Regions from separate parts of the Mus musculus genome. Here regions 2, 3 and 4 are each linked to region 1. Evidence: chromatin loops called from intact Hi-C (ENCODE). Cell type or tissue: gastrocnemius. All regions are shown on one strand. Region 1 overlaps Arhgap23 (Rho GTPase activating protein 23). Region 2 holds the start of Gm38962 (a long non-coding RNA gene). Region 3 holds the start of Srcin1 (SRC kinase signaling inhibitor 1). Region 4 overlaps Srcin1 (SRC kinase signaling inhibitor 1).

Evidence for each region. Peaks named below come from ENCODE experiments on the same cell type or tissue, not always from the same donor. Only the 100,000 strongest peaks of a DNase experiment are listed, where the experiment ranks them.
Region 2: it touches region 1 in a loop (3-fold over the local background); 26 of 42 quality-filtered maps call a loop at or near these places.
Region 3: it touches region 1 in a loop (2.0-fold over the local background); 12 of 42 quality-filtered maps call a loop at or near these places.
Region 4: a loop joins it to region 1, with 5 times the contacts of the local background. A loop is called at or near these places in 7 of 42 quality-filtered maps.

What each region holds. Positions count from the first base shown.
Region 1 is chr11:97,487,402-97,492,401 of GRCm38, reverse strand. It overlaps Arhgap23 (Rho GTPase activating protein 23), which reads right to left. Exons shown (of 19, transcript NM_021493.2): 16 at 2,289-2,330; 17 at 1,172-1,268. It overlaps 4933428G20Rik (RIKEN cDNA 4933428G20 gene), which reads left to right. Exons shown (of 3, transcript NM_001289118.1): 3 at 1,265-1,619. The coding sequence ends at 1,393. Among named protein-coding and RNA genes, the nearest start is that of 4933428G20Rik, 10 kb to the left of the region's middle. In gastrocnemius, no CTCF peak of the experiment used is centred here; DNase peaks (open chromatin) are centred at 575, 1,103 and 2,634.
Region 2 is chr11:97,617,254-97,622,253 of GRCm38, reverse strand. 2410003L11Rik (RIKEN cDNA 2410003L11 gene) reads right to left here. Exons shown (of 4, transcript NR_045496.1): 3 at 3,755-3,817. Gm38962 (a long non-coding RNA gene) reads left to right here and starts at 3,669. Exons shown (of 2, transcript XR_880192.2): 1 at 3,669-3,793. In gastrocnemius, a CTCF peak has its summit at 2,701 (motif pointing right); a DNase peak (open chromatin) is centred at 2,748.
Region 3 is chr11:97,572,968-97,577,967 of GRCm38, reverse strand. It overlaps Srcin1 (SRC kinase signaling inhibitor 1), which reads left to right and starts at 2,842. Exons shown (of 20, transcript NM_018873.2): 1 at 2,842-3,000. The coding sequence starts at 2,979. In gastrocnemius, a CTCF peak has its summit at 2,084 (motif pointing right); DNase peaks (open chromatin) are centred at 3,214, 3,803, 3,908, 4,854 and 3 more places; H3K4me3 peaks cover 1,796 bases.
Region 4 is chr11:97,554,832-97,559,831 of GRCm38, reverse strand. The region is part of intron 1 of Srcin1 (SRC kinase signaling inhibitor 1); the gene reads left to right. Among named protein-coding and RNA genes, the nearest start is that of Srcin1, 18 kb to the left of the region's middle. In gastrocnemius, CTCF peaks have their summits at 60 (motif pointing left) and 2,604 (motif pointing right); DNase peaks (open chromatin) are centred at 113 and 2,634.

The DNA.
Region 1 (5,000 bases):
CCGAGGCTGGAGAGGGAGCAGGTTGGTTCAAACCTGGTACGGAGCTGGTGCAGTTAATCCACACTTTCAGGCATGGCAGGTTAGAGCCCTCCCCAGCCCCCTCCCCCTGCAAATGGTGAGCAGAGCAAGAATGACTGACCACACGCGACACACACAGGACAGGCGGCAGCAGGTGATTACAAGAGACAGGGGGCTCCTCTCTGCTACTTTACCCCAGCCAGTATCTCAGAACTAAGGATGCTGTGAGGTCTTTCTCTGGGACAAGAACTGGACATGCTAGCAGGCAGTGAAGCCAGAATGTGAGATGAGCTGTGGCTGGGGCCACTCACTGCCTCTGAGCACAGAAGCTACCTTCCTCTAGCACAGGATTTCCAGGATGAGTGTCCAGAGCCTGAGCCGAGGCAGGGGTTGTCGTTTGACAATGGCTTCTGGGGTGGGTCCTACAGAGGCTGGGTCCAAACTCAAGTTCCCTCATCTTGGTCACCCTGAAGTGCTCCCACTGCACAGGTTGGGCAGGGAGCTCAGGGCCATCTGGTGGCAGGGCAAGGGGTCTGACTTCCTCCAAGAGGAGGCAGGGTGGAGCCAAGGGTCAGCTGTGGACCAGAGCTGCCAACTGCTATGTCAGGCTGGGGTTCCTCACTGCTGGGGGCGTGTCTTCCACTCATGCCTGCCCAGGCTTCTTATAATCACCGGCTACTGTTAGTGACCGAGGCCGCGCGCAACACCGCACTATACCCTTTAAATCTCCAACAGGTCCGCTGGAGGAGGAGGGCAGGAGAAGCAGAGGGAAGGGAGGATGGAGGAGGAGGGAGGAGATCAAGGGGGAAAGAGAGAGGAGGGACAGGGTAAAGGAGAGAAGGAAGAGAAATTAAAAAGAGGAATGTACGCCGCTAGCTGTAAAAATCAAGGGCTCAAGAGAGAAACCAGTGAAGAAGGCCAAACACACATCCCTGCCCAGCCCTGCCCAGCCCTGCCCAGCCCTGCCCAGCCCTGGGGAAGCTGAGTTAACAGCTAGATTTTCGCAGAGAAGAAGACCCTCGACGGCCCATCTTGGGGTGTTGCCAGGCCAGGGCCTTTCAGGGAGGAGACAGGGAAGATAAACATCTGGCCAGGCATCTGGGACCCTCAGAAAGGCAGAGTCTCCCCCCCCCAAACAGGTCCCTTAACTCACCTGAGCCTGGATCACTGGGGGGCACTGTCCTGCCAATGTTGGGCAGGAGGTACTCGATGTTGGGCACCGACTGTGGCTCCTTGTCATCAACAGGGGTCTGCAAGCAGAGGGAGGCGTCAGTCTCCCAGATCGTTAGCCCCCCCAGGCCTCTCAAGAAGTGGCAGCTTGATGACAGGGCTCATGTCCTCCATGAGTGGGGCTCTCTCAGTGGGGATGCCCTGAGAATAGGCCTGACAGATCTCCCACAGGCAGAAGCTGGAAGGCTCCCTCAGCTAAGAACATGGGCTTTGCTTCTCCCATCAGACTGGACTATCCTACATGCTAAATACTGGGTTTCTCGGAGTTTGACCTGTATCACCCCCATCAGACTGCTGTGTCTCCTCCGTCAGACTGTAAGTGCCTTGGGCCCAGAATCTTCCCTTGGTTAAATTTTTTTTTTTAAGATTTCATTTTTACGTTAACTTTTTTTTTTTTTTTTTTAGCTTTCGCGAGTAATTTAATGTCTATCACAACTAATTCCAGAAAAAAATTTCCACCCCAATAGGATTCTTTTAAAATTTCCACCCCAATAGGATTCTTTGTACCTCTTAAATATTCCTTCCTGGCCCCTCCCCCCCTTACGTTAACTTTTTATATGTCTGGGTAGTTTGACTACATGTATATATGTGCATCAGACTGCAACCCCCTCCCATATTTGGGATACAGATGGCCATGAGCTGCCACATGGGTCCTGGGACTCAAACCTAGGTCCTCTGGGAGAGCAGCAAATACTCTTAATCACCGAGTCATCTCTCCAGTCTCAGCATTCAATATATGTAATTATCTATGTCTGAGTGTGGCTTTGTGCACTTGAGTATAGTGCCCAGAGAGGCCAGAAGGGCCGGGCATCGGAAGTTCTGAACTGGAGGTGGTTATGAGAACTGGACGTGGATGCTAGAAACCACATTCACGTTCTCCGCAGGAACTGTAGGTAACCTTAACCTCTAAGCCTTCTCTCCTCCACCACACCCGTTTGAATCTTGCTGCACGCCCTCCCCAAGGAGGGTCATCTCAGACCAGACCACGCCCACCTGCTCAACACCTCAGACCAGACACCACCCACCCTCTAGTCACTTACTCTCTCTCCTTTGTCCTCATCATCACTGAAGAACCAGTCAGACTGCAGAGGAGACAAAAGACGGGGTGAAATTAGTGTGGAGGGAGCTGAGAGTTGTCGGCTTCTTAACCTTCAGGCTAAAGGACCCACAGTCCCAAAGGTGATCCCTCCTTCAAGTAAGTCCTAAGAGAGGAGGCTCAGGCAGCCTCCACGAGTTCTGAGAAACCCTTACAGGGAGACAAAATGAGACCACATGTGGGAAGGAACCGATCAGTGCTAGGGAGAGCCCACCACTAGCTTGCTACTGGTCCCGGGTGCCTCACTATGGTGTACGCCTCATAGCCAGCCAGAAAAAGCCTGGTCGGCAGCGCCCTCTAGTGGATGCTAGGTGCACTGATCGTGTTGGGGAACCAGAACACAGCTGGAGCTGAGGGTGCAGGGGCCTCATCTCCCACCATCCCCGGCTCCACACTGACAGCTGGGGTGTCACACTCTATCCAGTGAGAGAAAATGCCTGGAAACAAGTGTTAGCTTCCATCAGAGTCAGACAGGCAAGACCTTTTTCATAAATGCTAAACACACTTGACTCGGTGGTTCATGCTTGGGGCTAGAGAATTTATTTGCGTTCAAGGGCAGCCCAGACTACTATGTGAATTCCAGTCCAGCCCGGTTACAGAATATCCTGCCAATTAGAACGAGTTAAAAATACAAAGTGAACCCCCAGCCTCCGGAGTCCAGAGATTTGTACTGCTTACAAAGAGCTGAGCAACAAGGAATGAAAGTATTGTTTCCTATCTGTGCCACTTTGAAACCAGAAAATGTATATCCTGCTAAACTCTCATTTAAATTTAAGGATAATCCCAGGCATACTGGTGCATACCTACAATCCCAGCACCAGGGAAGCAGGAAGTAGGAGGCATGCCACACATTTGAGGCCAGCCTAGTCAGGCCAACTAGGGTTTGTCTCAGAAAAAAAAGGGGCAGGGGGAGGATTAATTTGTAGCATATATGCTGTCATCTTTGTCATCTTTCTTTTTTGAAAAAAGGTATCCTGTAGCCCAAACTAGCCTCCAATTCCTGGTCCTCTTGCTTCCGGCTCCCAGGTGCTTGGGTTATAGGTGTGAACCACCACATCTGGGTCTAAGATATCTTAAAAATACTGTAAGGACAACTGGCACCCGGGGAAATGGCTCCGTAAAGTGTCTGTTGCATAGCAATCAAGACCCCAGCACCCGTGGAAGGAGGCAGGCATGGCCTGGAGACACAGGCTTCTAACTCTGGCGCTGGACAGCAGAGGCAGGGGCATCCCAAGGTCTGCTGACCAGCCAGTCTAGCTGACTCGGTGAGCTCCGGGTTCACTGAGAGGCCTTGTTAAAAATGGTGCGGAGAGTGATAGATGCTGGATGTCTGTCAACCTCTGCTCTCCAGATGTGCACTAGCAGGCAAGAGGATCAGCGCACACAGAATACAGTTCATAGACTTGCAGGAGACTAAAAAAAAAAAAACTACCGTATCTGACTGAACAGATAAAAATTAGGCACATGTTCTGGGCAGTGGTGGTGCACGTCTTTAATCCCAGCACTCGGGAGACAGAGGCAGGCAAATTTCTGAGTTCGAGGCCAGCCTGGTCTACAAAGTGAGTTCCAGGACAGCCAGGGCTACACAGAGAAACCCTGTCTCAAAAAAAAAAAAAAAAGGCAGATGCTACAGAGATGGCTCAGAGGCTAAGAGCACTGGAGGCTCTTCCAGAAGACCCAGGTTTGATTCCCAACATCCACATGACAGCTCACGATCAGCTCTAACTCCATTTCCAGAGAATCTGGTGCCTTCTGGCCTCTGCAGGCATCGTACACACAATGGTCAGCAGACACTCATTCAAGTAAACACAAAAGTATTAAAAGATAAAAAGATATAGATGCAAAATGCTGATTCTTTCAGCAACTCAGTACACAAATCTCAACTAGTGAGCATGCATACTCAGGGCGTGGTCCTTGACATTAGAGAAGATGCAGTCTTCTAGAAGACGCACGAACCATTCAAAAACCAAATCTACCCTGGGTCACCATAATGGCTCCATAGTGCCTACACTCTGCAACCCATGTCCTCTCCTCACAATGCAGCAAATGCGAACTGGTTATAACTTTACACATAGCTCTCTGTGAAGCAGCTTTCTTTACAACAGCTAAGTCTTGAGGGCAGCCAAGCTGTTTGCTGTGGTTTGGACAAATCCCTCAAGGGCATCAAAGGCTTGGTCCCCAGGTGCCACTACAGGAAGGCACTTCAGGGGGTGGGGCCTTGTGGGTATACCCCAGAGGGGAGGGGAGGACCCAGCCTACCTTTCTCTTTGCTCCCTGGCTAATACGATGGGCAGTTTTACTCCTCCACACCCCAGCTACAATCACCATGTGATACCAGAGGCCAAAAGCAACAGAGACACTCACACATGAACCGGAAACATGGGAACTGTGAGCTAAAATAAACATATCTCAGCAGGAGGAGATGACCTCAGAAGTTTCACTCAATGACTGAGAGCTGACGTGTAACCTTTCAGTAGAGGATTACACAGGTAATCCATCATATATCCAGTGGGATATTATTCAGTATCAGAAGGAAACAGGCCAGGGATGGTGGTACATGCACGTAATCGCAGCACTTGGGAGACAGAGGCAGGAGGATCTGTGCAAGTTCCTGGTCAAATCTGGTCTATACATCAAGATCTTGTTTCAAAAGCAG
Region 2 (5,000 bases), 130 kb before region 1:
GTTGTTGTTGTTGTTGTTGTAGTTTCACTCTCCCTAGCTGGCCTGGAACTCACTATGTAGACCGGATTGGTCTGGAACTCACAGATCTGCCCACCTCTGTCTTCCAAGAGCTGCTATTAAAGTTGTGTACCACCACACCTGGCTTATTCTAAGTGTTCTCTCTCTGTTGTAGGGGGATGTGCATGGTTGCCATTGCCATCGCGCTCACACATGTGGAAGTTAGAGAACACCTCTGTGGAGTTGGTTTTAGAAGTCACAGCTCTGTGACAGAGACACAGAATATGTGCCTATGTGTGCCTATGTGTACCTATGTGTGCCTGTGTGCGCCTATGTGTGCCTATGTGTACCTATGTGTGCCTGTGTGCGCCTATGTGTACCTATGTGTGCCTGTGTGTGCCTATGTGTGCCTATGTGTACCTATGTGTGCCTGTGTGTGCCTATGTGTGCCTATGTGTACCTATGTGTGCCTGTGTGCGCCTATGTGTGCCTATGTGTACCTATGTGTGCCTGTGTGTGCCTATGTGTGCCTGTGTGTGCCTATGTGTGCCTGTGTGTGCCTATGTGTGCCTGTGTGTGCCTATGTGTGCCTGTGTGTGCCTATGTGTACCTATGTGTGCCTGTGTGTGCCTATGTGTGCCTATGTGTACCTATGTGTGCCTGTGTGCGCCTATGTGTGCCTATGTGTACCTATGTGTGCCTGTGTGCGCCTATGTGTGCCTATGTGTACCTATGTGTGCCTGTGTGTGCCTATGTGTGCCTGTGTGTGCCTATGTGTGCCTGTGTGTGCCTATGTGTGCCTGTGTGTGCCTATGTGTGCCTGTGTGTGCCTATGTGTACCTATGTGTGCCTGTGTGTGCCTATGTGTGCCTATGTGTACCTATGTGTGCCTGTGTGCGCCTATGTGTGCCTATGTGTACCTATGTGTGCCTGTGTGCGCCTATGTGTGCCTATGTGTACCTATGTGTGCCTGTGTGTGCCTATGTGTGCCTGTGTGTGCCTATGTGTGCCTGTGTGTGCCTATGTGTACCTATGTGTGCCTATGTGTGCCTCTGTGTGCCTGTGTGTGCCTGTGTGTGCCTGTGTGCGCCTATGTGTGCCTATGTGTACCTATGTGTGCCTGTGTGTGCCTATGTGTGCCTGTGTGTGCCTATGTGTGCCTGTGTGTGCCTGTGTGTACCTATGTGTGCCTGTGTGTACCTATGTGTACCTATGTGTGCCTGTGTGTGCCTATGTGTGCCTGTGTATGCCTGTGTGTGCCTGTGTGTGCCTGTGTGTACCTATGTGTACCTGTGTGTGCCTGTGTGCGTCTATGTGTGCCTGTACTAGCATAGGAGAAGCAGGTCATGTGATCCCTTCTTCAGGATGTGGGCACTCTACAGATAACACTTGTCAACTCTGGCTCAGTGACTTACTCTCTCTGAGCCTCAGCATTGCCTCCAAAAATCAGTGGATTTTGCGACACAAGTGGTAGGTTGGTTACCTGCGCTGGTTAGTTTTTACCAATTGGACATAACCTAGAGTCATCTGGGAAGAAAGAGTCTCAGTAGAGAAACTGCCCAGGTTAGATTGGCCCGTGGCTTTGTCTATAAGTTTTCTTTTTTTTTTTTTTTTTTTTTAAGATTTATTTATTTATTATATGTAAGTACACTGTAGCTATCTTCAGACACTCCAGAAGAGGGCGTCAGATCTCATTATGGATGGTTGTGAGCCACCATGTGGTTGCTGGGATTTGAACTCTGGACCTTCAGAAGAGCAGTCGGGTGCTCTTAACCACTAAGCCATCTCGCCAGCCCATGTTTTCTTGATTGATGATATGGGAGGACCCAGCCCACTATGGGCAGCACCATTCCCTAGGTAGATGGATCTGGGCTGCATAAAGCAGCATCTCCCCATGGTTTCTTCCTCCCTTCCTGTCCTGACTTTCTTAAATGGCAAACATGGACGATGAAATAAACCCTTTAGTTCCCAATTTGCTATTGGTCACGGTGCTTATCACAGCGATTGATAGGAAACGAGACCTTCTCCTATGAGCTATCACAAAACCCAAGCACTTAGGGAAAAGAAGGAGCTGAAGCGTCTGCTTCCTGTAGAGAGTACCCTCGGAGCATGGTTGGGGTCCTGGTTTAAATCTTCAGCACCAGGGGTGGGGATGGCAGTGGGGGTGACAGACACAGGAGGCAGGGAAGGCGAGAGGAAGAGGGCTGAAGACTGAAAACACACATCTAGCTTTAACTAGTCCAGATCGCGGCACACACATTACCCACTGGGCCCTACTTCCAGTCTGTTACCCCATCATTTTGGCTCCTGTGTTGGCATGTGAGTCAGGTTGAGAGTTGACGGAGTCCTCCTAGAAACTGAAGTCTGGCCCAGGTGTCCAGGTAAGTCAGCCACTCCAGGGCGATGTAGCTGAAGGAAGGTTGGTAGGAACCTTGAGGGTAGGACTGGGCAAGAACAGCTCAGGGATGTGTGTAGAGAGAGGAGGGGCTAAGGCCAGAAAGAACCCTGATGACATCAGTGGCCATCAGTGTGGAGTGAAGCAGAGGCTGATGACGTCAGTGGCCATCAGTATGGAGTGATGCAGGGGTGCTTTGAGGCCACTGCTAATTTGCCAACAGATGATTCTTCGGGCCTGACTGGGGCTTCCTAAACCTCTGTGCAGTCGAATGTGGCTACGTGACTAGAATCGCATCAGTGGGCTGCAGGGGGCAGTATTGTGTGCCTTCCCAGCCTGGTTATGCCCTTTCAATTTCTGCCTGGCATACCCCAGGATGGCAGCCACCCAAGGTTGGTCAGGAGACCAGGAGGGTGCCCTAGAGGGCAGTACAGTGGCACACACACAAAAAAGCTGGAGTCTTTGAGTAGCCCTGACAACAGAGTCCAACCAGCTTTTGTTTTCTTGGAACTGCAGGGTAGAAACTTCACATTCTTTAAGGACCCATTTTATTTTACTTTATTTTATTTGTTTATTTTAAATAGTTATTTCTTTATTTTAAATAGTGTCTCCCTATATACAGCCTTGGGTTGGCTAGAACTTTATTTAAAGCTCAGACTAGCCTTGAATTTGCAGTGATTATCGGGCTGTGAGCCTTCACATTTTGAGACTCTGGGCTTTAACCACTACACCTACTGGTTTTATGACCCACAGTTCTTGTTTTATTTGTTCTAAGGCAAGGTCTCCTATAGCCTGGCTGGCCTTGAGCTCTATATGTAGCCAAAAAATGGCTTTGGATTTCTGATCCTATGAGAGCACCCACACCTGCCTAAAATATAGTTTTAATAGAGATTTAAGTTCGAACATTGGGAGATAGAGCGAGGAGCACTTAGGAAAAGGTCTCCCCAGCCGCTGTCTTCCATGTTACAGGAATTTAATTAACTAATACCACTTGGCCTAACTAAATTAATGCAGTTTAGCATAATACGACTATATGACTAATTCAGCTAATTAACAAAAATGTGTTCCAGTAGCCAGGTGTGTGGCGCACATACCCACACACCTGGAATCCCAGCATCTGGGAGGCAGGAGATGGTCCTCGTTTGGAGATCAGCCTGCTCTGGTTCTAAGTTCTAGCCAGCCAGAGATTCACGTGAGACATTATCTCTCAGAAGGTGTGGAAGAGGGCTCGGGAGGGGCCTAGTGAGATGACTCAGCATCGAAGAGCACATGATGCTTCTGAGAGGAGAGAGAGAAGCCTGCTGCTGCTGCTTCTGCTGTGCTAAACAGCAACCTGGAGAGGAAAGGGTTCGTTTGGCTTACGTGTCAGGATCATAGTCCATCACGGAGTCCATCACCGAGGTAGGAACTCAGGCGGAGAGGAACCTGAAGGTAGAAAGTGCAGAAAGACAGTGGAGGAGTGTGGCTCACCTATCTGTCGTCCCCCACATGCGCAAACCGTCCCCCCCAGCTTTCTTAAACCAGCCAAGGCCACCCACAGTGAACTGAACCCTGCTAGGTCCATCAATCATTAATTAAGGAAATTCCCTATAGGCAATCAACATGAGGCATTTACCCAATTGAGGTTCCCTCTTCTCTGGTGACCCTAGTTTGTTTTAAGTTGACAAACTAACCAAGACACTGTTCTTGCAGAGGACTGAAGGGTCAGGCCCCAGAACCCATATCAGGAAACTCCCTGTAACTCTAGTTCCTCTGTGTATATAGTGAGTGAGCCTGTATGTGTGTGTGCGCGTGCATGCGCGAGTGCACACACTTAAATCTAAAACAAAAACAAAAACAAAAACAAACCAACATCAAAAAAGAAATAGGCAGGCTAGAGAGATGGCTCCGCAGTTAGGAGCACAGACTGACTGGGTTGTGGGGTAGCGCATGTCTTTAATCCCAGTACTAGACAGGCAGAGGCAGTCGGATCTTTAAGAATTCAAGGCCAGCCTGGTCTACAGAGTGAGTTCCAGGATAGCCAGGACTGTTACATAGAGAAATTCTGTCTCAAACAAAGCAAAAGAAAAAGTGGAAAACTCTACAATTAATAGAAAATTCACCTGAAACCATTCAACTTCTAAGTAATGTCGCAATGAAGGGAGGGTTAGGGACGAAGCTCAGTGGTGTTTGGCTTTCCTAGCAAGTGCAAGGCCCTGGGCTGGATCCTCAGTATTAAAGAAAGAGTTGAGGGAGGAAGAAGAAACAGATGGAGGAGAAAGTGAGCCATCGGATTGAGAGGATGGAGTGAGAGGTTCACAGGCTTTGCTATTGGGGGCTCTAGTGGGTCCTTCTGTGGGGGGAGAGATGTCCTTCTGTGGGGGGAGAGAGAAGTCCTGGGAGGGGTGGAGAAGACAATCCAGCAGTGCAGGCTTCCTTTCTGTGGAACTACAGAGATGGGGAAGAGTCTAGAAGGAGGCTCAGAGACTAGCACCCCCAACAGTGCAAGTTAAGGGTGGGTGAGGGGCTGAGGAGAGGAGTCTGGGCAGGATGACTGAGGAGCGCTATCTCAGAGGGGATGGAGACCGGGTTAGCGGCTGTGGGCGCAGAAGGTGGGAAGATGGAGATG
Region 3 (5,000 bases), 86 kb before region 1:
TGTTTCAAAAACAAGAACGAAACAAAACAAAAAAATCAAGGCAAGAAAACTAAAAGGGAGTTACATAAATGAGAAGTTACTTAGTTACTTGAGCCTGACTACTTTGTCTTGCCATGGTGGATTTCCTCATGAAGCAGCTTCCCCGGGGGAGAGGAGGTGCTTTGTCCTGGAGACCTCTTTGGATCGGTCTAAGATTCCTATGTGCAGATTTTACCACCTTCTCCCTCTCACCCCCCAACCCCTGCAGTCTTTTTTTCTTTTTTAAACAGGGTTTCTCTATATAGCCCTGACTGACTAGGCTGGCCTCGAACTCAGAGATCTGCATGCCTCTGCCTCCACCGTGCTGGGATCAAAGGCGTGTGCCACCACTGCCTGGTTTCCCACCCTGGTTGTCTTGGCCAGTGGCTTGTTGGAGAGTCCAGGAGTCAAGTGTTAAACGCAGGAAAGTGTCCGAGTAATAGGAAGGAGAAGCATCTTTACAATTGTCACCTTGGAGAAAATGGCCAGGTCCTTGAGACTGAGAGAAGCCCCTGTCCTGACTCCCTGCTTCACTCTGGCCTCTGCTGTCTGCTAACAGCTGTGTGGGGATGAGATTTAGAGTGGTGGGTCTGGTCTCTGCTTCAGGCAGCCGCAGGTAAGAAGAGTGGACCGAGAAAAAGAGGCTGGGCGTCCCAGAGTCAGGCCAACCTGAGTCAAGTCTGAGTTGAAGGCTCTTGCACTGGTGCTTGTCTACACTTCTTGAAGCCTTACTTCATTTCCATTTTGTTTTGGTTCGTTGGCAGGGTCTCACCATGAATGCCTGGCTAGCCTAGAACTCACAGATGAAGACTGGACTGGCTTAAAATTTGCATAGATCCTCCTGCCTTCCAAATCTAGGATAAGAGATGTGCACCTTTATTTCTGATATGTGGCTAATGTGGCAAGATTAAATTAGAGACCATGGCTAAAGCCTGAGGATGCTCCTCCCCTTGGATGGGCATAGAATATGGATGGGAAAACATTGCCCCTTGGGTAGGGGTGATTTTGGATTGGGAAGACCCCAAAGGCAGAGGGGTCTTATAGAGCAGTGTGAAGGTCTGAAGGGAGGAGAGGTGTGTGCCAGACTCAAGGCTTAATAGCTGTGACCCCCTCCTGTGCACAAGGCCCGCTGGGTACTGATGCCTATCTTGGGCAGGCAGCCAGGTAGGGAGCTGGAAGGGTGCCCAGTGAGTGCCCAGAGGCCAAAAGATGGTCACCATCCAGTTGGCAGAGGGAGAAGCAGCTGGCCTAGAAGAGAAGTCAGGGTCTTAACTGCTTAGTGTTGTGTGCCCAGACCTTGTGTCCAGGACACAGCTCTTGGCTGCCCTCCTGAGATGACCAAATGGAGCTGAGAGTCCCCTCCCACTGCCTTGCCCTGCCACCTGAGTTAGTGGAACTGGACATTGATCTGTAAGGGGCAGTTGGGATCTTGCCCCTAGCTGGGCACGGGACTGGCTCAGAGGCAAGCAAGCCTAGGGGCGGGCAGAAAAGTAGGAGAGCCCAGATTAAGGCTGGGACTGGGTAGACCAAGAAGTGGGGAAACCGGTTTGTCATCTGGGCCACTTGGGGTGGGGTCTCCTCTCCTGAGCCCGGTCTGCCAGTCATTCTGCCAGGTGGCCTGTAGGGAAGAGATGCAGGCACTGGGTGGCATTTTCTTGACCATCTGAACTGCCTTTGGGAATGCCAGGAGTAAATAAAACGGGCAGAAAGCTCAGCCCACCTGCCTCTCTTGAAAAGAAGCTTCCGAGAGAGGGAACTGGCCACAGAACCCGAGGGAAGGAAGCAGGGAGAAGCCTGAGTTCCAAAGGTCATCGTGTGTCTGGGTCCGAGCTGGAGATGGAGAAGTTTGTATCATCCGCAGGTAGGCCCAGTAAGGTGAACCAGGGTGGGGCACTCCTCCTGGCGCACTACAAGCTGCTTTGGAGATGGCAAAGGTGTCCCCAGAAGAGGCGTGAAAAGACAGAGTCTGTGACGGCCTACTTTGGGGTCCACTTCAGAAGGGATCAGTGTCTCTTCAATCTCACGCAGTACCTGCTCACGCCTGCGGTAGGGGCAGGAATCCGAAGTAGGGGCCAGGAGGACGTCCAGCAGGGGGCGTCTGGGAGCCAGGTCCCTGGCCCAGTGGTAGCTGAGGAAGGGGGAAGGGCAGAGGTGAGGAGGCGCGACCATAGAGGGGTACGCTGCACTGGGGGTGGGGGGGGGTAGGTGTCTCGGCTCTCCAGGCGTAGAACGACTGTGGCGCTCCGAGGTCACCTTGGCTGGAGCGATCCCTGATTCTCTCGTCCCCTCCCCAGCCTCAAGCCCTGCTTCAACGAACCCGAAGTGCTTTTTTTATTTTTTGTCCCAAAGCGTTGAGGGTGCTTGGAGACCCAAAGAGTCACCTCCCCAGGTGCCTCTTTCGAGGCCACTCTGGGGTCAACGCATTTGTCTCTACCGCAGCAGGAGGACCGCTGAGGGTGGGGGAAGCAGGTGGAGTTTGGGGGGGGGGGAGGAGCGTGAGCGCGCCCCGCACCCTAGTCCGGGCGGCGCGCTGCGGGATCCGGGTGTGCTGCTGGAGGGCGCGAGGAGGCGCAGTGCCCCTTCCCTTCCCCCGCTCCCCGCCACCCCCGGCGGCCCTTTGTACCATCCGGCCACACGCGCGTGCCCGCATCGTGCGCGCTCCCGCCCGCAGTGACACACCCGCGCCGGCCGCACGCGCGCACTCGCGCGCACACACACAGAGACACACACACACACACTCGCTCTCGCACACTCGGTGACACGCCCGCGCGCGCGCGCACCCACACGCCCGGCCGCCGGCGCCCTCCCAAGCTGGTCCACCCCGGCGGGGCCCGCGCCCCCGGCCCGCCCGCCTGGCACCGCGCCCCGGGGCTGGGGCCGAGCGAGAAGCCCGCGAGGCGGCGAGAGGGCGAGCGCCAGGCAGGCCGGCCCGGGGCCCCCGCCCCCCGCGCCCCCGCCCGATGGGGAACGCTCCGTCCCAAGGCATGTCCCTGTCTCTCTCCTCCCTAATGTGCCTCCATGCTTAAGTGGAAGGTATTTCTGTTTTCTTTGTGTGTTTTCCCCTCGGCCGGGGGCGGGGGCGGCGGCCGGGCCCGGGAGGCGGCGGCCGGCCGGGCGAGGGATGCTCTGGGCGCAGGTGTTACGGGGGGCAGGGTACCGCTGCGCGCCGGGCTGGGACGGGCCAGGGAGGGAGAGCGCAGGGAGCAGAGAGGGTCTGGAGCCGGCGAAGCTGGGGACCCGGCGGGAAGGGCCTCGCGGTGCCCGGGGGGAGGGGACCTGGGGTTACAATGTAAGGGGGAGGGGTGGGTGAAGGGGGATGGCGAAGAGAGTCGGGGGGAGGGGAGGGGTCCATGCGAGGTGGAAGCTAGGGTTGTTGAAGGGGGAAGGGACAAGGGATGAATGCAAGAGAACCACATCCCGCCTCAGCTCTCAGAATGGGGTGCAGGCGCTGGGCTGGTAGTGCTGGACCCTTCGTGCCAGTCCCTCAGGGAAGCAGCGGACTGAGAGCGCTCTGGGTTTGGTTGTGTTGCCAGGATACAAAGCTGCATTCTACACCCCACCCCCTGCACCTCGAGGCCCTAGCCCTGGAGACCTCCTAGCCTCCACAGGAGTTGCAGAAACTGGGGACCTGCTCCCGGCTTGCTGGGTGGTGGGTAGGGAGGGCCCTGGAGAGGGAGGGATCGAGGGAGGGGCTTCTGGATCTTAAATCCTCCCCTTGCAGACGCAAGGGGTAAAGAAGGGCGCCCCCAGCTGGGTAGGGCGTCCGGGGTGATGTGGAGGTGGGGACTGCAGGGGGCTGGAAAAGTAGAGGGGCGGGGCTGGGGAGGGGACTCGCGTGGCCCCCCCTCCCCTCCCACGCACCCCCCTGCTACGTCAGAAGCTCCTGGGCCAGCTCCGAGTCCTGTCGGTGGGGGCAGCAGGATGCTGGTGGCAGTAGAGGGGGCCGGCCGGGTGCCTCCGCAGCTCAGCTGGCAGGGCCCTGTGGGGCGTGTGTGGCTGCTGGTGCGCGCCCCCAGCCCCACGCCTCCCCATGCAGCCCTGGCAGTGCCTCCGGCGCTTCGCCCTGGCCTGGTGGGAGAGGACCGCCGAGGGTCGCGCCCGTTCTCCCAGGGAGGAGGTTGGACCGAGGGACCCTGGGGGCCGAGGGGAGCCAGGTGAGCCGGATCAGTACCTCTTAAATGTTGCCAGATCTGTGGGCTCTGCAGACCCCAGCTTTGAGAGAAATGGGGTTCTCAGTTGGGGCTTCCCGGCTGCAGCCTCTCAGAAGGTGTTTGGGATAAAGGTGGGAAGTGAAGAAACTGTGTAGATATCAGTTGTAGGGAGGGATCGGGCTGTTCATTTGGGTAGGGTTCGTGCCCTTTGGGATGGGGTGATAAGATACCTTCCTCTTCTCTGGTCATCTTTGCTATGGGTGACCTTGAGCCAATTGCTTGGCTAACTCTGTGCCTCAGTTTCTCATTCCCTTCCCTGTCTCTGGCTGGTCTTAAAAATGATGATGTCTCTGATAGAGCTAGTCACTGTGGAGATGAGAGACTGTCATCTCTGGTGGCAGCTGGGATGGACGGTGGTTTCTAGCACGGCTGGTGTGTGTTTGTAACTGGACGCCACTGTGGCATATGGGTTTGGGGTTTGGTTGATGGTGGCCGGTATGGAGTCACTCTGGATAAATGGTCAGGGTGGGATGCAGCCAGAAGGAGTGCTCTTGGTAGGCTGGGAGTTGGGATAGTGACTTAGCCTGGTATAGAAGCAAGGGTGAGTGAGGGCTCTGGACATAAGGGGAAGGGGCTCCCCCACCCACCCCAAGGCTGTCTGGTACCCAGGCACCATTGGCTGCAAGTGTAAAGGCTTTGCCCTGGCTTCCTGCCACTCTGCCTTGGGGACAAGAGGGTTTTTGTCCAAAGCTGCCCCCTAGTCCTGCGTTCTTTCTTCCTTCCCTGGGAGGTTAGTTCTCAGATACCAATGACCCTGGGACTGAGGTTCGG
Region 4 (5,000 bases), 67 kb before region 1:
TGGGCTAGGTGAACCAGTAGGCTTGCCTGTGAGCCAGGAGTACAGGATGGATGTAGCGCCCCCTGTCAGGCTCAGTGTGGCTGACTCTTCCCAGATCCTCAGTCCCCTCTGGTGGCCATCAGTCCCCTCAGCTTCTAGGCCTGTTCCTCAGGACCACCCAGTGTGGGTAGCTGGCACCTCATGGAATAAAAGGCTTCTTAGTTAAGAGTGGAGACAAAGGGCCCACCCTGAAGAGACCCTTACAGCCCCGGGGAGACTCCTATCACTTGGGGGTAGATAAGGCCTAAATGCAGAGGAAGACTGTGCCCTGCCTGCCCCCTGGGGAATGCCCAGCTGGAGGCTGTTTGGAATTGAGGTGGGCAAGCATCATGCTGTACTCAGACTGCTCCCACTCTGGGCTCATGATGGAGGACCCAGAGCACTAGCTGAGGTGGCCGAACCATCCTTTTTAGTGTCTCCTACCCAGGAAGCATACACCGAATGGCAAACAGAAACTCCCGCAGGGAGCTGGGGAGGCCTAGGCCCCACCCCACTGCTCCTTGTCGGCAGGTGAACTCTCCCTCCCCACCCTGAGGAGGTCCTTTAATTGGATTCAACTCGTTTAACCAACTAAGTGGCCTTTGGTGGGTTTTAAATCTTCGCAAATTGGTTTGTGTTTTTCTGCCTGTGCAGGGATGTGAATGGCAGGGCCCAGTGCCGTCCTCTCCTCCCCTTGGCTTCTTCTGGTGTCTTCCACCTCTTGGTCCATCCAAGTCTGAGTGCCCAGCTTCCTAGCAAAGAACAAGAGCACAGGGACACAGGGAACAGTCTCCTCCCTGTCCCTATCCCCAGAAGGGAACACGCCCACCGTTCAGCCTTCCTTAGTTGGCCCTCCTATTCCCGGGCTGTCCCAGGAGGACAGTCTGGCCTGAAGCTCTCCCGATGTGACCCTGTAGACAATTGAATGGATAAGGGAAGGCTGCCGGCTCCGTCAGCATCTGACAGACTCTTGTTTTGCCCACCTTGGTTTCTGTGTCTGTAGAGCCCAGGAAGCTGAGTCCACCATGGCGAAGCTAGACTCTGTGTGACCTCCTCTGTCTGTCATGGATCAAAGCTGGACTTCCCTGGGGACCCAGTAATGATAGTTTGCTGTCACTTTACTGCCTCTGGAAGTCAGCGTTATTGTCTAACCACCTCTACCGTGTTTTTAGCTCCTTTCCCTCCGAGATCTCTCTCTTGTGGGATCCCCTTCTCCCTCCTCCTTGCCCTCCCTCTAACCCAGATGAGGTTCTGTAAAGGCAGCCTGACTTCCAGAGCAGGGCTGGGTTGGCCAAGCATAGAGAGTTTCGGGGTGCAGGTATGGAGGTCCCTGCCTGAGAGATGGGTGGGAACTCTTGTTTCAATCTTCTGTCAAGCTTGCTTCCCCCCCCACCCCCCACCCCGTCTCTGAGGCTCTTGTTAGAGTGACAGGGAGACTCAACAGGGCGCTGGGCATTAGCAATTTAGGGGGATATTACACAGGAATGTTTACAGAAAGGCAATTGCCTGGAAAATGACTTTGGTGGCTGTGGTATGGGGCGGAAAAGCTGGTTCTAGAAAACAGATACAGATGGGCTTCTGCCTCAGGACCCACAGACAGACAGCATGGTGAGGGGCAGAGGGCCCGTAGGCCACAGCACAGACCTCCCTGGGCAAGCAAGGATGGGCCTGGCTCTCAGAACCTTGGCATTTAAGAAGCAGATCTGGGCCTCTGACCTTTGTCCTCTGGCCTCTAGCTTCAAACTCATCATGCTTTCAGACTGAAGTGGGAGCCAGCCAAATGAAGTTGTCAGGCAGTATTGACTGTGGCAGCGCCTCAGGGCTGCTCCTGGGTGACTTGGGCACCTCTTGCTCTGGCTATAGAGGGGACACCAAGAGTTCTGTTGCTTGCCCGTGTGTGTGTGTGTGTGTGTGTGTGTGTGTGTGTGTGTGTGTGTGTGTGTTTATGAGGAGGGTACTGTGGAGTCTGAAGCAGGCCCTCTCCCTTTCTTGAAATATCTGTCACCCTCCCCCTTTGCCCTGACTGGTGGGGACAAGAGTTGCTGTCCAGCCCTCCCTTTTTTGCTCTAGCTACATTCAGGACCCCGCTTCTGTCAGACCATGGACTGAGAACACGTGTGTCAGCCCCTTTTTCTGAGACAGGGACCTTGGTGTCCATGCAAAAGGAGCTGGCTATCTCAGAGGTTCTCCGAGTCCTTCTCTGTCACTTTCTGTCACTGTAGCTCTGATCTCCTCTCCATTTTTCTCTCCTTTGCCCCCTCCCACATTCTCTTCTGAAGATGATGTCATGCTCCAGCGCTGCCCAGCAACAGGCAGGGGGGTGGAGGTGCGGGGATGACGATGACAGGGACGGACACAGAGTAGATGGAGACATCAGGGTGGGGATGAGAGTGAGGACTTTCCAAGATGGTGTCACTGAGATGCTGGGATCTTAATTCTTCTAATGAGCTACAGTTATTTCATGTAAGAGAATTCAGTGGTGTGTAAAAATAAATCAGGCCCATAAATAAACTGGGGGGTGGGGTTTGGGAGCCTCTGAATAAGTAACAATGTTTCTATGAAGCACCTGCTCATGTGTCACAGCCAGCCACTGGGGGGCGCCCACTGCTTCCCATCACCCCAGTAGGGCCACCTTCCCCTCCCCCAAGACCCAGGCAGAGCTGAGGTGACAGAGGTCCCCTTCTGCTTCTCCGGTCCCCATGCTTCCTTTTCTTAGTCCCTGGCATCTGCCCGATGACCTCCACTTTCCCCTTTAAGAATCTTAAGAGCCCAGTGTGGCAGGGCATGCCTGTAAAACAGTGCTCTGAGTCTGAGGCCAACCTGGGCTGCACCGTGTGTTTAAGGCTAGTCTCTGCTACATGTGGAACGGGTGCCTCTAAAAAATCCAAAAGGGGGATCCCCCACAGCGCATCCCAGCCCTTCTTGCCCACCTGCCTCTGCTCTCCTCTCTATCCCTAGCCTAAACCCAGCTGAATCAGGAGCACCATTGATTGGGTCACTGGGCCTGAAGCCTGCTGCCAGCCTTAAACTGCACAGTTCAGAGAAGGTCAGGGCAGCCTGTGGACTGCTGATAGTGGGAGCTGGCTGAAGGGACAGGGAACCAACATGCCCAGCCGGGTCATAGGCTCAGTTTCTCACTGCTCCTTGGGGACAGGGTTTGGAGATTAACACCCTTGTTTTACAGATTAGACCCCTGATTCATCAGGGAAGGGCCTGCTTGGCTGAGTCCCTGGGGGTGGGAGGAGGGGGAACCGATTCAATCTAAGTGAGAATGGCTTGGCCGCCGTCTAAATTCAGGGGCCCTGGCTCTAAAGGGTTAAGGGACTGGGATGTAGCTTAGTTGGTGGTGTGCTTTATCCTCAGCACTGCATTAATCAGGCATGGGGGTTCATTTCTGTCATCTCAGCACTGAAGTGGAGAGGATCAAGGCTATCCATGGCTAGCTACATAGTTTTGAGACTAGTGGTTGTGTGTGTGTGTGTGTGTGTGTGTGTGTGTGTGTGTGTGACAGAGAAATAGAAAGAGAGAAATCGAGTGAATGACTACAAAGGAATCTCCTTTGATTATTCCTTCTTTAACTCAGGGTTGGTCCTCCCATTGCCACCAGACCCTGTAAAAAGACAAGAGACAAGCTTGTCCCAAGCAGGGACTTAGGATGCCGGGTTTGTCTTGCCGTCTTTCTGAGCAAACACACAGGGCTCTCTAAAGCTCTTAAACTGCTCTACAGCCTATCAATTCCAAGCCCCTCCTCCTCTCTGCCCCTGCCAGAGAGCACCCCCTGGACCCCAGTGTACTGGACATCTGATGGGTGCTTCCTGTCCTCCAGGAGGCAGTAAAGGCGTTTGTCCCTGTTCTCCTTGACACCCAAGCCTCATCAGTCCCTTTCCAACTGTCACCAGGAGAGATTTAAGCCACTACAGACCTAAAGTGACTAAAGACCTTCAGTGGCACTGAACCCCTCATCGCCCCCTCCTGCCACCACCATCCGGGGAGAGCCATCCTGGATGGTTCCCTGGGTTCCTCATGGTCATCGCCTACTTTGGGCTACTACACTGTCTGCCCCACATCAGAATTGTTGATGTCAGCCGGGCGGTAGTGGCACACACTTTTAATCCCAGCACTTGGGAGGCAGAGGCAGGCGGATTTCTGAGTTCGAGGCCAGCCTGGTCTACAAAGTGAGTTCCAGAACAGCCGGGGCTATTCAGAGAAACCCTGTCTTGAAAAACCAAAACCAAAACCAAAACCAAAACCAAAAACAAACAAACTAAAAAAAAAAAAAAAAAAAGAAATGTTGATGTCCTCTCAGGAATGGGGAAAGAGGGCTGATGTGGGGTGCAGGGGTGAAGGAGGAGATCTTTGGAGGTCGGCAAGGAGGGAAGTTCATGTGTGTCCAGAGTCCTGTGGGACAGAGCAAGGCTAGCAGGAGTCCACGTGATCTGGGCCCAGAGTTAGGTCCAGCAACAAGGCGGGACGAAACACACGTTGTAGGGAAAGAGGGAGGAGCCCAGTGCCCTTAGCCCCGAGATCTCCCTATCCTCTGTGGGGTCATGACCCTCTGGTATCATGGAGGAGAAGGGAGGTTGGAGTCCATGCCTATAGAGCACTCAGCCTGCTCCCCTGTGTCACCCTCAGCCTCAGTCCCTGTCTGCCCTGTCCTGCCACAAGCTGTTCTTGGGGCACAGAATGGCAGGAAGATGGCCCTTGTGTTCCTAGCCTAGTTAGCCTAGTTAGCAGGTTTCATTCCGTCCCCCCCAAGGCCCCCCCCCCGCCCCATTTCTTTTGTTTGAGGGAACTGTTTGCATTGTATCAGTTCAGCATTACTTTGTTAACACAACTTCACTTTGAGCTTACCTATGTATATACTTAAGAGGAAACTTACCATTCTGAGGAATAATATCTATAAAACCAGCAATTTGCCCTCGTCCCTCAGATTTGTTCTGATCCTTATGAAAATAAAGGTGTAATCAATAACATATAAAACA